Linked DNA regions of Homo sapiens: all the other regions are linked to region 1. Evidence: chromatin contacts called from ENCODE Hi-C or POLR2A ChIA-PET data. All regions are on one chromosome and are shown on one strand. Each heading gives the region's core, a stretch centred on a gene start or an enhancer-like site at or near the end of the contact. The rest is flanking DNA. Distances are from core to core; before and after follow the strand shown. Region 1 has its middle 44 kb from the start of CPO. Region 2 has its middle 42 kb from the start of MIR1302-4. Region 3 holds the start of LINC01802 (long intergenic non-protein coding RNA 1802).

The links. A loop is a pair of places that touch in the nucleus more often than their neighbours do. ChIA-PET counts read pairs that join two places held with the same protein, here RNA polymerase II (POLR2A). Pooled maps may share reads with other maps.
Region 2: a map of IMR-90 shows a loop between it and region 1 (12-fold over the local background). The contact joins two enhancer-like sites. A Hi-C loop is called at or near these places in 2 of 168 maps with a recorded cell type or tissue (IMR-90 and Panc1) and 5 of 50 pooled maps. POLR2A ChIA-PET finds 5 or more read pairs at or near these places in 3 of 52 experiments (CD8-positive, alpha-beta T cell, WTC11 and activated CD8-positive, alpha-beta memory T cell).
Region 3: a loop to region 1 is called in a map of PC-3, with 5 times the contacts of the local background. The contact joins the promoter of LINC01802 here to the enhancer-like site in region 1. A Hi-C loop is called at or near these places in 6 of 168 maps with a recorded cell type or tissue (IMR-90, PC-3, ascending aorta and 3 more) and 13 of 50 pooled maps. POLR2A ChIA-PET finds 5 or more read pairs at or near these places in 1 of 52 experiments (AG04450).

The regions. Positions count from the first base shown.
Region 1 is chr2:206,980,894-206,985,976 of GRCh38, forward strand. No RefSeq gene overlaps it. Among named protein-coding and RNA genes, the nearest start is that of CPO, 44 kb to the left of the region's middle. RefSeq lists a silencer at 945-1,094. Within about 2 kb of position 2,465, at least 3 of the 41 ENCODE cell types and tissues checked have a DNase peak (open chromatin) inside an H3K27ac peak, as active enhancers do; they include PC-3 and dorsolateral prefrontal cortex, where a contact is called at or near this core.
Region 2 is chr2:207,309,061-207,314,143 of GRCh38, forward strand. No RefSeq gene overlaps it. Among named protein-coding and RNA genes, the nearest start is that of MIR1302-4, 42 kb to the left of the region's middle. RefSeq lists an enhancer at 1,296-2,045. Within about 2 kb of position 2,516, at least 10 of the 41 ENCODE cell types and tissues checked have a DNase peak (open chromatin) inside an H3K27ac peak, as active enhancers do.
Region 3 is chr2:207,257,958-207,263,040 of GRCh38, forward strand. It overlaps LINC01802 (long intergenic non-protein coding RNA 1802), which reads left to right and starts at 2,488. Exons shown (of 3, transcript NR_146973.1): 1 at 2,488-2,610.

The DNA.
Region 1 (5,083 bases), core at 1,215-3,714:
AAATGGAAACCTATAGGTGCTTTTCTGTGTCTTTGGTGTTTTCTGAAAATATCTCATTAGACATCTCAACATGCTGGTAAGGTGGAATCTCAAACAATCACCACATAGCAATAGGGCCGAAGAACTCAGGGCTTCCTCCACTCCAACACTCTGCCTGTGCATGTGACTTCTGCTCCAAGTCCTTGGTCCAGTCCTTAACCCATTTATGCCTGAGGTTGCAATTTTTTGAATTTTTGCCATCAGACCTTGGCAATGACCTTGAGCAGTGGGATATAAATAACTTCCACATGGTTAGCGTTGCAATAATGGAACGCTAGGCATAATGATGTAAATAATGTTGGCACTTCTTCCAGAGATCCCGAGGGCAGGATCCTACTGGTGCCAGGCACTCATTTACAGTAAGCAGCGTCTGTTACCAGCCTCAGGAGCAGAAGGTGAGAGTAATGATCACGGATCTCTGCACCAGTGGCTTCCCCAACCTAGTTACTTGTTTGTAATTAAGATGACAATGCAGCCGGGTGCGGTGGCTCATGCCTGTAATCCCAGCTCTTTGGGAGGCTGAGGCGGGCAGATCACTTGAGGTCAGGATTGGAGACCGGCCTGGCCAACATGGTGAAACCCTTTCTCTACCAAAAATATAAAAGATGAGCCAGGTGAGCCAGGTGTGGTGGCTCATGCCTGTAATCTCAGCTACTCGGGAGGCTGAAGCAGTAGAATCGCTTGAACCCAGGAGGTGGAGGTTGTAATAAGCCGAGATCATGCCACTGTACTCCAGTCTGGGCGACAGAGCGAGGCTCTGTCTCCAAAAAAAAGAAAAAAAGAAAAGACAATGCAACACATTTTCACTTCCTTCAGGAATTAGTACATTCCAATTTGAAGGGACAGGAGAAGATGGCTAGGTGTGCCCAGATCTTGGATTCTAAAGACAGAAGGCCATGAACAAGTGCTTGTTTTCTGGTTGGTGGCATTGGAGGAAGGATGATAGCAGGCGCCGCACACAGAGGGTTTTCCAGGAGGTGGCAGTGCGCCCTAAGGCTGGATCTTGGCTGTGCCTGCCTTGTGTATCAACCAAAGAATATTGTAATTGAGACATAACATTATAATGCATTCCAGACCACACAGCTACTCGAGTGTCACCTCAAAATGCTTCTTACTAGTTTCAAAGTCACTGTAACCAGGGTAGGGAGCTGGAAGCGAGGTAGAGGGTGGGAAGAAATGGGAGGGAGCTCTTGGAGACAAATCCGGCAGCGACACTTAGCATTGCTGTGAATGGAGTTTCAATACCATCAGACCAGGAGATACCCTGATGCATATTTACAACTGCTCCCACGTTCACCTCTGAAGACCAATAAAAGAAACTGAAGGACTCATATTGTCTCCATTTTAATTCCCAGGTTTACAAGAAATATTTCATTATTCTAATTCACAGGGAAATAAAGCATCTTCCCTTTTTAAATGAAAGGTCTCCTTGTTCAGGGTGAAGAGCAAATCAAATCAGTCTCTCCCCTGAGAGGTAAGGTTGGCCCCAGATACCAGACTGTGAGGTGAATGGCCACGTGTGGATGATGGTGATGGGAGGAGGGAGGAGAAAAAAGAACACTGGGTGTTGACCAGATCGTGCGTGTGAAACACACATAAGAGATGTATTCACACGGAGTCCATCACAGGCAGGGCAGATTGACTCTGTAATTTCCAATGCCTGACAATGACATCTCGGGACAGACTAAGTGATGGAGGAATAAGAGGGAGGCTAGGCAGGTGTCTTTCCCCTGCAATAGGCTGTTGGCTGGGGTGCTGGTTTACGCAGGCACATTTACAGAAATGAAAGAGCTGGATAAGATCAGAGCAAGGAGTGCTACAATGACTCCTTAGTGTTGTCACATCGTTTACTAGACACATTTCTCGCTTGGGAGCCTGACTTCCTGTTTACACAGTTCTTATTTGTATTTTTTTGTTTATAGCTCCTTGGACTTAGCCAGAGACCTCCATATGGATGAGAGAAGAGTAAAGTCAGCCAGGTGGATTGCTTGGGAAATCTGTGCAAATGAAAATGATACTTAAAGAAAAAAAGCCCAGCCTTTAAATGCCTTTGAATTCATCCAGAGTCTGTATGTGGTTTCCCTTTAATTTAGAAAACTAGTTGCTTTCTGATTTCCTCAACCCTCTTGCACTGGAACTTTGTTCTATATTCTCCGCAAATCCCTTCTTCTGCAAAACTCTCTTTATTCAGCTCTCTTACCTAATTCTAAGAGTGATCCATGTTGAGAACGCACAGAAGTAGTGTTTCCATGCCTTGCTGGTAGCAATCAAAATATACCTGCCTTTCCCATGGCCGAGTGATGTTTTTAAAGCTAAAAAACAAAGCAGACAAACAAGCAAAACATTTACACACCAAAAAACTGGTTTTCAGTGCTGGGGTGATGTTCTTCCTATGGCCCTCTGCCAAGAGGCCAGGCCTTCCTAGCAGCGACCAGACTGCTTTCTGGACAAGTAGGGAGAAGTGCCTATTTTGCAGAGAGTGGGAAACCATTCACCAAGTGCAGAACTGGGTTATTTAATGGGGTGGTGGCAGCTCAAGAAAGCTCATCAATAATCAAGTGAGGGGGGCAGGAAGGGGAAGACTGGAGAATTACTGAAGCAGGTGGGCTTTCAGCATGGGGACTCAGCAGAAGGCAGGAGTGGAATGTAGACTCCTCTGGGCAGCGCAAGACACAGAATGTTCAGATTCCCACAGAAGAGTAATGTGCAAGAGGTGAGATGCAGTACATTCCCTAGAGGCAATGAAATCATCAAGAAAACCTATAAACATTATGGTGAGGTGGCAAGGTCCTATAAACAAAATAAGTACACATTGGATAGATCACAGAGAAAATGCATGTTAACTCTTTGCAACCCGTACAATAACAGGAATCCCAAACAGAGCACACAGCTAGAACTCTTAAGACATGCAACAGTCCTAATGAGATACCAACTACCCACTCTAGTGAGAGGAATGCATGGTCTACCCTCAGCTCATTATGATGTTTATGATTCCTGCATTCAATTGTTTTCCAAAGATAGCTTTTCAGCTTTTTGTTTGAGTCCCAATCTAAGGAATCAAGTGTTTGCCTGATGCCAAAATATCTAAATCCAGGTATTTCCTACAGTCTGGCAGGAATGTTATATCATTAGCCATATTTAAACTCAGAAATAACAGCCATGAAGATTGTAAAGGTGGTACCAGGATGATACAAATTATTCATGGAAAATGGTGTCATTGTTGTGCAGAAAGGGCGCAGCCCTAAAAAGCACCTCATTCAAAGTCAGTAAGTGCAGGAGATAATGTTCCTATTCGTCATCACGGAGAGAAGCATACAGTGAGGTTTACAAGGAAAACCCGTATCACACAGCTCCAGAACATGCAGCAAGGCTGCAGCTTTTAAATGTTTAGAAACATTTAAGAAAAATGTCATTTAAGAAATATTAAGAAAGAGTTAAATTTCACAGGCCAGTGCAGGAAGATGGTGGGAAAGATATTGAGACATCTTTTACATGATCATATTACTGACCTAGGTTTCTTTGTGGTTCCTGTTGGTGGTAACATTTGCATTGAGTCAGCTGCCAGATCTGCAAAACGCATTTTCTTCTGTTGTTTTTTAAGCTTAAAAGCATAAGACTAGGAGCAATATCTAAAATCATTTGGTCCAAACTTTAATATTTTAGCATGGAACTCTTTGCAAAAAAACAAGCAAGAAAATAAAAACGTACCTTGATAAATCTTTATACACTTAGGGTTATTTCGTTGTAGGCAAGATAAATTAATGAGCTAACTAAAGCATAAGGAAATTCACTTGAAAGATACTAATGCTTGCACCTGATTGAAGGGAGGATGTAAGCATGAGGCTTTGAATATACAGGTAATTCTCTCTGTGATGAAGAGAAAGAACATTGTCTCACACACTTACTGACTTTGAATAAGGTGCTTTTTAGGGTTGTGCCCTTTCTGCACAACAGTGACACCATTTTCCACGAATAATTTGTATCATCCTGGCACCATCTCCTCAATCTTCATGGCTGATATTTATGAGTTTAAATACGGCTAATGATATAACATTCCTGCCAAATAGTCAATAGGAACTATCTGGATTCAGATATTTGACCATCAGGCAAATGCTTGATTCCTTAGATTGGGGATCAAACATAAAGCCATATTTTGAAAAATAATTTAATACTGCACAACCAAAGTGGCAACGAACTTTTACCTTTTCTTTTGCCATTGTAGTTGCTGGTGTGAGGGTCAAACTCTAAGGGGAGAGAGTCTGATTAAGCTGGGGTCACATGTTTGGCTGTACCTAGGTGGTGAGAGCTTCTCGTAGAAACCAATAGCCTGTGTGGCTTATAGTCAGGACATCTTGAGGCTTTATACAATATGAAGGGTGTAATTCTTCACATGGAAATTTGGGAGCTGTTAGAAGAGAGGAATGGGTGCTGAGAAACAAAAATTCATCAAAAACACACACACACACACACAAACATGCACCCCACACACCAAATAAAGCAGATGAACAAAGCTGAGGACAGAAAAGGAAAGGAGCCTGGAGCCCAACCCCTTACCCATTATAAAAGTGTCTGGGACATTCCACGACACAGAATGGAAACCATTAATGTGACTCGTCTTCTGAAGATTTGGTATCATGAGATCTAATTTATTATTCCCCACATTTTCAGGGCATGCATTCCACACTATCTTTCCATCACTATTTCCTTCAAAAATTCTTAATGATCATAGTTATAATTTAAATATCAACTCAATATTGACTGTTATCAAAATGTGATTGTGGAAATCACTTGTGTAGTCTCAAATCTGTATGACTTTCTACCTCTGGTCTCGTGATATGATTGTACTTCTTCAACTTCTTTGAAGTTAGGTGTGACCAGGTGTTGTACAAAGAAATGTGAGTGGAAGGGTTGTACATGACTTCCAGGCAGAAGTGTTAAGAGCCAGTGCATAGTTTGTGATGCTTTCTGTCTGCAGCTGCTGTGATCAGGTAAGCACATGGTGAGATAAAGCCTGCGTCAGCCAGGCTCCCTGACTATGGTAGGA
Region 2 (5,083 bases), core at 1,266-3,765, 330 kb after region 1:
GGCCATGTAGTGCCTTCAATGTTCCCATCTGGCAGAAGTTGGGCAACATTTCCAAAAATCTAATCTTTTCACATTCTCTTCTTTCTTCTTAACCTCACGTAGCACACCAGGCACCTGGACCCCTTAACAGACCAGAAGACTGGTCAGATGACCCTCTCTGGACGCAGTCAATAGAGGGCAAACTCCCACTCTCTTCATGCAGTGTGCATTGGAGTGAGGCAAGGAAGGGAGTGTGGGAGGAGTGGCCAAGGAAGGTTGCCCACCCTGGTCTAAAATGAAGACTTTTCAAGAAAAAACTGACCACTTTGGGGGCCTCTCGTGCACTGAGCATTAATTTCTCAATGCTTCTCCTCCCCAGCTCCCCTCTAACTCTTTGGCCCCTGTGCCCATGGTTGTCTCCTCATGCCACCACGGCATCTGCTCAGAGGACACCCGCCTGATGACCAAGATGAATCATGCTTAGGAAAGCTCCTGGGCAACCCTAGGCAATCCAGCAAAGCCCCCTAGACTTTCTCTAGCATGCACCCCTCCTCCCCACAACCACGGGGTCTTCAGGAGTTCTGGCCATCTCTCCTGACCCTCTGAGGTCCAATTTTCAAGCACTTTTATTCACATTCAAGGTACGAGATTAATAACACCCCCTACCTTAAGGTATATGTTTTGAAAAAGAGGACAATGTCTTAAGCAGAAGATTCAAAGTGAATGAACTTTAATTAAATGTCCAATAAAGAGAGATATAGATATGGATTTTAAGAAAAACTTCTAGGCATCTTAAAATAGGGTAGTCCATTTAATCCCCACATTTAAGCTTCCCTGTAATGGGAAGAAATAAATAAACTGAGAGCTTTGGGGTAGGAAGACAGGGTCGAGGGGTAACCTGGGAGGGGGCTGGGTGACTTGTTGCAAAAGTCAGAAGACCATGAGTCAGGGTGGGATCAGTATAACACTGTCATGAATTCTATCTTGCTGGCTTCTGTGCATGTGCTCCTGCGTGCGCGCGCGCGCGCACACACACACACACACACACACACACACACACACACACACACACGGTACAAATGCCTTTGTGGGAGGTGCTATTACCAACACCAAGTCTAAATCTAAGCCTCTCATTTTGTATTCCCTGCACTGTAAGGGGCAGCCCAAGGGGGCCGGGGTGGAGGGCGGGTGGGAGGCACATCTAGAAGAAGAAGGACAGATTTAAAAGGAAAGATTATTTATGAGGCCATGAAGACGTTCTTCCCAGACTCCTGAGTGCAGGAGTATGACTTATTTATTTTATTTTCGTTTGTAACCAAAACCTTCCCCTGACTCCCATTGGCCCCAGCTGAGAGGGGAGAGAGGGCCGGCCCGTCAGGCGTTGATCACCGGGCCAACGGGAGACAGTGTGGCGTGATGCTGACGCAGCCCACTGACAAGCCAGGGAGGCCCAGGGGAGCAGCTCTGAGCAGAGCAGCCAGAGCCAAGCAGGTAGAGAGCTGACAGCCGGGGAATTGCTAAGAGGCGCCGGGCTGGTGGGGGCAGGATGGTGAAACAGTTGGACTCGAGAGAAGGTGTGATTTGTGATGCACAAACTGTCGTTTACCCACTCCCCTTGGAGTCCTCTCCACGTCCCTCAGCTCCATCAACCTCTCTCCAGTTTAAATTTCCTCTCTCCCTTCCCCCTCCTGCATGCTCACTCCGTGGGTCCCCGCATTTCTATTCAATAATGTTTCTCTCCCTGTCTCCTTTTGGGAGAAGGAAGGGAGCAGATGAACACACATTAATAACATCAAAATGTCACATAAGTGATCAGCTGGAGGGGGCAGTCTCTCTGATGTCCTCAAGGCATCCTATTTAGGAATTGATATCTGCAGAGCCAGAAGAAAGCACAGCTGCTCTGGGGTACAGGCTAGGGAGTTAAGGGGATGGCTGTGTCAGTGTTGGGAATTCGTGCACTTACGGTGCAAAAGCACAAGGTGCATGAATTACCAAAGGCCTCAAGAACTGCCTGGTCCCACTCTCCTCCCTGGAGAGAGGCATCGCTGAGAAAACAGGAGCTTGTGTCTCCAGACTGGAGTTCTCTTTTAAGAAAATGGAAGTTGGGAGGGAAAGGGAGAGAAAAGCTTCAAGCCTATGGATAAGTCCTGAATCCTCCTCAGAATAGTGACCCCCGACATATGCACTGACGTGCCCATTTATTGAGAATCTCAGAATTCTTCGCAAAGGTGTCCCATTTAAGAAAATCCTCCATCCTTTTCAGGCAAAAGCAACAAACAGTAACAGAATAAAACTTTACTCATCAGATGGTGGTTACCAGTCTTTCCCTGCCATTTTTCTGGATGATGTTTAAAACCATGAGACTCCTGCTGGCCTTTCCCTTGTTACTGCACATAACCACATAGCCCTCTTACACTGGATGAAGCACTTTCTCCATAATGTTCACTTCTTTAATGACAGGATAGATGTTGCTGTTCTGACGACTGGAGTATTCAGACTGATGAGAACCACTGGTGATTCTCAGCAGTCCCAACATCACATGCTTCCTGTCCTGATGACCTGTGAGTCACCACTCCACCACCTCCCTATATGGGTGAGAGGTTACATCAGTCCCAGTCTATAGATGGAACAACACAGGCCCAATTGAGCAGATGTGCTTTCATGAGTCTGTCTCATACTATCTATTGCCAGGAAACAGGGTACAGTTGGAGACATATTGTTGCGTCATCTGAAGGCCTCATATTACAAGACACGACTATGAAGCTAGGCTTCACTCTATCACAGGAGTGGGAGCCTCAGACTTTAGCCCCTGGTTCCAATTCTGACACCTGCTTAGTATAGAAATACTTAGGTCCAGGAGTCAGAGGTTTGAGTTCTAGACTTAGAATTACCACTTAGCAATCACTTTCATCATGTCGCTCACCTGCTAAAAATCTTCCTATGGCTCCCTATTGCCCTTAAAATAAAATCCTAACCCCTCATCATGGAATTCAAGATTGTATCATCTGGCTTTTGCCATCTCTCTTACCCCATCTCACACCTCTCTCCCTCTCACTTGCTACTCCCCAGACACATCAGCCTATCTTTCTGTTCCTTTAAGTCACTCAGGCTGGTTCATACTTCATTGTCTTTGTACATGCTGTTCCCTCTGCCTACAATGTCCTAAAAGTGTCTGTAGTCTGCTAATCATTTCACCCTTAACAAATACTGCATTACTCAATAGGGAACACTCTCCCAGAAAAAGGTTTTTTTGGGGGGTTGGGAGGAGAATTTGAAATTTGATATATATTTTTAAAATCCAAGTAGTCATCATGGGGAAAATAAGAATCTGTCATTTGTTCATTAATTCATTCATTTAGCAGATATTTACCAGGCACCTTCTATGTTGGACTTCATTACACAACATGGTACTGTTTCTATTCGAATTACAATACACAAGCAGGGATGGGGAACTATGAGTTTTTAGAGCCTCTAGAAGTTCTAACCTAGCCCTGGCGTCAGCTCATGTGTCACCTCTTCAGAAATGCTTGTCCTGATCACATTATAAATTAGCTCTCCTTGCCTTCCCTCCACTTTCTAACACAAAACCCTGTTGTATAGAATAGAATAATATAATTTACCACTGCCCTAATTTGTTGATTGATGTATTTACTTATGTACCATCTGTCTCCACCAATTCATATTTAAGTTTCATGAAGGCATAACCTTGTCTCTCTTAGTCACCACCAGCACATAGAACAGTGCCTGGCACACAGACAGTGTTTGAAAAATGTCTGCTAAATAAATGAAGTAATGAATGAATGAATGTAGTCTTGGGCTAGTCGCTTAAACTCTCTGGGCCTTAGCTTTTTCATCTCTAAAATATGATCAATAACAACAACAACAAAAATACCTGCCTGAGTCAAAATGTTGGCAAGAGTTTGAAATAAAATATGTATAGACTCAATTTCCTAGAAAACAGAGCCTGAGGCAGGGATCAAGTGCTGGTGCTTTAAGTAGGAGGTACAATCCCTAGGCATTGGGAATGAGGGAAAAGGGAAAGAAAAAAAAACAGAAAGAATGAGAAGAAATAAAACACGGGTGGGCTCCTACATTGACTACTGCTTCGTGTGAAGCCACAAAGGGACACATTGGTCACTTGACAAGAGCATCCATTGGACCACACAGGACATCTTACATGGAGAAACTCTACCCTGAAGCAATGTATCAAGAGAGAACAGAACATTGGTCAATATTCACCCATTGGAGATTTTACCGCCCCACGCTTCCATATTGCCTTATCTTTACCCATGTCTCCCCAGTCTCCCCTGAAATCAACTCCTCTGTCCTTTAGTATGACATTTCACCCAAGCCTGGGAGTGTCTGGAAGAGACAGAGTCTCCAGATTGACCATGAGTGGTGAAACCCTGCAGCCCCACCCAAAACCCTTTGGCTTCAAAAGTGACAGCTACTTCAGAACAAGCAACTTCAGCGCAAGCAGGGGACAGGGAAGGATGAGAGACTCTCAGGCAGATGAGAGAATCCCACGAGGAAGAGAGGATGCATGCGAGATAGATTTGATACAGCATGAGAAAGTGGTTTAGAAACTATAAAGCTGCAAACAATGAAAAGTGATGTTGTTTTATTGGTCTTCTTTGAAATGCAACTGTCTTTCCATCTCATAGTCTCTGCACTTGTATAAGTTTGATGAGCTTTCAACTAGACTGCACAAATGAAGCCTTCCTTGTTTCCACTGTTACTGTTGAAACAGTACCTCTCTGAAACAAGCCACTTCATCTCCTCATAAAAAATCCTTATATCCAAAATAGGATCTCTAAATGGATTCTGTTAAAGTGGGGTTTTTTGCTTGCTGTATTTAGTTTCTATCCTTGAGAGAATGCAGCTAATATGAGCAATCCATATGGAAGATACTTTTCAAGTTACCTCCTTATCTTTTGATTCTCCCTCCATCAGTCTGCTTTTATAACATCAGCTTCCTTGGGGCCATTCTTGTATCGTCTACACAGTGATAAATTTTAACGCACCTCCAACATGTCATTAAATGTTAATAGCACAGAACCCATGTAATGGAAAGAATGAAAAGATTTCCCAGCCTGAAATGCCT
Region 3 (5,083 bases), core at 1,238-3,737, 280 kb after region 1:
GTCTTGAATTGTCAATGAACGCTTTTATGTGCAATTGTACACCTCCCCAGCCCACCACCACCACATCGGATTGCAACTCCTCCTGGCCAGGAGCTGAGTCTGGGGAGCTTTTGTGTTTCCTGACAAGGCTAAGAGGAAAGGCTTGCAGAGAACAAATTCAAATTTTCTGGTTGATTGCAAGCACACTTTCAGTCTCTTAAAACGAGAAACCCTACCCCAGCCACCTTTATTTCCAAATCCTCACGTTGAGGCTGGTGTCTGCCGTGGTGGTTCTCCCAGGATGGTAGCTGTGTCTGCATTCCTTTGGGTTGTTTTTTGGGCGTATGTGCATATGTGTGTGCACACATGTGTGTGTCTCAGACTGTATTGTTACATGCCCTTCTTCGAGGGTTTTTCTCTACGAGGCTCCCTGCTGACAAGCAGGACATGCACAATGGCAAAAGTGCTTTTTCTCTTAGACCAATGAGAATTCATAATCCACTTCCTACAGAAGCCCAGAAAGGGAACCAAACAAGCAGCCCTCTTCTCCCCCAGCATCCTGAGTCATGTCACAAATATTCTACACTCTTTTCTTCTAATTTATGTTGCTACAACTTCAAGGTCATTGGGAAGCTAGGAAAGAATTGGCCCTGCCTGGGGGAGGCTTTTGCACCCAGCACACAGCATTCTAACTGCCCCTGCTTCACTGCCAAGAAGGGAAGGTGTGGTTCACTTTGTCCTTATTTGACCAGAGGCTAGGCATGGAATGCTGCCTCAGTGCCTGGACTGTAAACTCCTGAGGCGGTCATAAATAGGCACTCGGCCTGGTATGGCTTCTTGGCTAAACATTTGCACAGTAACACAAATGAGGCAGCAGACATGAGTCAGGAGGGAGAAATCAGCTCAAGAAGGGGTGGGGGCTGGAGCTTAGGCTTCTCAAGCCTTTGAGATGATGCTTTAGCCAGAGATACTCAGCTGAGCCTCCAGGGACAGACTGCGGGCCCTCCCCCATGCACTGCACCACCTGCCAGATACATTTGCAAAGCAGCTTGTAAGACCAGCTAAGTAAAGAGCTACTTGTCCATACTCCATGCATGAGGCCAACAAGGACCTTGTGTGTTTCTGAAAGGGGCAATAAAAAGACATTAATTATTTTATCCAGATTGAACATTCACAGTTTCATCCAAGGTTATATACAAGCTGAGAACTTAAAGCTCAGGGATGATACTGACCCTGCAAGGTTAAGTCTGGTAGAAATATGAAAAGATAATAGTTATATCATTCCAGTGATCATTGTTAAGTGCTCAGTGATCAGTGGATCACCAGATTTATCCTTGCTTCCCAGAGACAGGGTGCCAGTGGCTGGTGGCCAGAAGTTTTTAAGCCCACACAGCATGTTTCCTATTCTCTGCTGGGGACAATGAAAGGGAGAGCCTCTCCCAGCTGCTACATGCCACCCTCTAAAGATCAGAAATAAAGTATGTGCTGAAGAAATGAATGGATTATTTCCTTTATTCATTCACAATAAAACACAGTGCTGCCCCGATATTGTGTTTCTCCATAGTAAGTCTGCCTCCCTCTGCTCCTGTTTAACAATTACGGTTTGCTAGGACTGCAAAGACCACAGATTGGGTGGCTTAAACAACAGAAATTTATTATCTCACAGTTCTGGAGGCTAGAAGCCCAAGATGAAGATGTCAGCAGGGGTGGTTGCTTCTAAGGGTGTCTCTCTTTGGCTTGCAGATGATCACCTTCCTGTGACATCTTCACAGGTCTTCCATCTTCACAGGTCTTCCCTCTGTGTCTGTCTACATCCTAACTTCTTCTTACAAGGACACCAGATATCATGGACACCATGGATTAGGGCCCACCCATATGAGATCATTTCATTTTCCCTCTTTAAAGACCCTATTTCTAAATGCAACCACATCTCGAGGTGCAGGGAGTTAGGACTTTAACACATAACACAATTCATTCCAATAACAACAATTATAATTTTTTGGTGTCACAGGGCCAAATAGCTTAGTCCCCTCCTCTCTGTGTCTGCATAAACATTTTGGCAAACGCAAATACTGCCCCTGACACAGACAGACACAGGATCTGCCCTTACCATGTCTGCCCACACCCTCTCTCCAAAAAAGGCTCTATCAAATAATTCCATGGCGTTTCAGGTTGTAACAACAGAAAAAAAGGTCTTTTTCTTTACGTATGAATTTTCTAGTCAGTCTTTCTACTGCTGAAGGAAAGGGGCAGTGACAATGCCTTGCCCTTTGTTCATTTATTCCTACCACCTGATTCACTTGTTTTGGTATGAAGGCAGCTTCTGTCTGGCTGTCTCATTATCAACATCACATGTGAGCAGTTTATTTTGGTAATAGAATGAGGTTTCATTTATTTTGAACATAAACTGAGATTCAGCATTTCACCAGCCCAAGTTGTAGGAAAAACTCCAAGTGGCAGGGTTATACCTGGTTCTCTTCATCCTGCGTCTTTCCTCCACCAGGTAACCCCAGATCCCATGAGGTGGCAGTGTCACCATTGCCCCAGCCCAGAGTCATTTCAAGGAGGAGCAGGTCACTTCCTGATTCCCAAAGCATCTGCCTGTACCATTGAAAACTTATTCCTGCTCAGGTAAGTCCTAACTATCCGTCCAGCCCCACACAGCCCTTTTCAAGAGCAGGAATGCTGAGCTCATGGGATGAATTTTGGTCCCATAACTACAGAATAGTTAAATGGGTAAGCATCAAGAAAGAACACACCTGTGATATTTTTGATGCTTTAAAAACTCTCATTTAAAATGTCCTGTCCCTCAACCCATGTTGAGTGTGTGTGTTTTGTTTTTTGAAATACTCCTCTGAGCTCAGCACACTAGAGACATGACAAATTTGGTGTTTTGAACCATATGCCCGTTTGAATTGTAGAGATGCACATTGGTTAGGTTTTTAGAGCACCTTCTGGTAAATTAAGTCAGAGGTAGATATCAATGCTGGTATATACTCAAGCAGACAAGGAAAATTAATTGCAAGAATGGGGCGGGAAAATATCTTCCATTTATCTTCTTCCTATTTCAAAATTCAAACCTACATTTCTAGAGATTTAAAGATATGACGATAAGGAAGTTTTAATTGGCCAAGATTTGAAGCTAAAGAGGCTAACCTCAAGGAATTAGTATTATTTGTTTATCTACTACTTATGGGGTATAGAGCTGTATACTGAGTCATAGTTAGACATGTAAATCTCTATCGTCCAGGATCACATCATCAGAGTAAAGAGACCAAAGATGCTTGAAACTGTAACAATGGAAAGCAGGAAAACCTGATCAGTTCCAACTGGGCAGGATGGACATTCCGTTTGGGGTTCAGAGTGGGAATGATCACTGCAGTGAAGGGGTCTCAGAGGAGGTGACATTTGAATTTGGATTAGGGGCTTGGAGTGGGAGAATGATATGCCAAAACTGTTGTCAGGGGTGAGTTCCCTAGCACAGGGCACAGGATGTGCGGGGGCAGGTGGGGAGCAAGCTTGGGAGGCAAGCTTATAGACCCTTGCCACGGCCCAGGCACAAGGCAATTCACACGGGAGCTGAGGTATGGCAGTGGTGAGTAGAGGCAGAGATGGGTGGGTAGAGGAAGAGACAGCATCTGTGAAGAAGAATAAGCAGAGCTTTGAGTCTACCGACTGTGAGGAACAGAGGACAGGGACCAGGGTCCTGACCACCGACCAGCTTTCAAAGGAAGACGGCTGCCCACGGGGAAGGTCTGGCTCCTAGACCTTCTTCCTAGCTGGGCAGCTGTCTCAGCTCCCTCTACTTCTCACATGCTCTTAAAATAGCAGAACTGTCCAGCATGCTGGGCTTTCCAGTGGAGTCCAGGCCACCCCAAGAATATAGCCCTGCCCTCTGAACAGGTAGGAAGAATGTTCAGGGCACAGGTATGAATTATCCAGGGGCAGTTGTCAAACAAAAAGTCCCAGAGCTCCCTCTGGCTTCAACCCCAAAGCAAGATCTCCATTCCAACTGTACTCAATCAAGTGGACATAGTCCAGCTATGACTGGGATCATTTGGACTTCATATCACATATCTTTGTCCCCTTTTGGATATTGTCGTGATTTTTTTTGTCGGCCCCTGTTACGCATCTATTGTCTTCATTCCCCTTTTCCAATATCCCTTATTTCTATTTGAATTTCTCATATGATCCTGGGACTTACGTGGTCTAGGTGAGGTTAATCAGGCATTCCATCCACCTGTTCTTGTTGACATATTTAAGCTTCTGGTTCAAATGTCACCTGAAGCCAGATACCTCTAAACTTTTCATTTATATGAAATAACTTCCCTTTATTGTTTGAGCTAGTTTGAGCTCGGTACCCTCTGCTTGCACGTAAAAAGTCCCTGACGTGGCCCAGTGTGGTGGCTCATGCTTGTAATTTAAGCACTTTGGGAGGCTGAGGTGGGTGGATCACCTGAGGTCAGGAGTTCAAGAACAGCCTGGCCAACAAGGTGAAACCCCATTTCTACTAAAAATACAAAATTAGCTGAGCATGGTGGTGCACACCTGTAATCCCAGCTACTTGGGAGGCTGAGGCAGGAGAATCACTTGAACCCTGGAGGCAGAGGTTACGTTGAGCCAAGATAGTGCCATTGCACTCCAGCCTGGGCAAAAAGAGTGAAACTCCGTCTCAAAAAGTCCCTGATGCAGGCTCCTTGTTTAATTATGTTATTGTAGAAAGGGCTCTGGGAAGGAAGACAGAACATGGTCACTCCAGGCCCTACTCTGGCATGAACCGGGCCTGTGTCCTTTGTCAAAGCTCTGTATCTCTCTGGGCTTCAGTTTCTTCATCTTAATGTGATGAGTTGTTCAAGCCAGTTGTTAGTGATCCTTCTAGCATTGGCATTCTGACTCACAACACCCCTGTATATTGAGACTCTAGTGAGTTTGGCCATGCACCTCATGATCTGCCTCAGTCTGACTCCACGCCGTGGCCTATGAATACCAGGTAGACTGCCACCACCAAAGACACTGAGGAATTAAATGTGGTACCAGATTTGAACACATGTAGACATGAATGGACAGTAGCATGCACATAGGTTGGATAGTTAGAGTGTTTTCT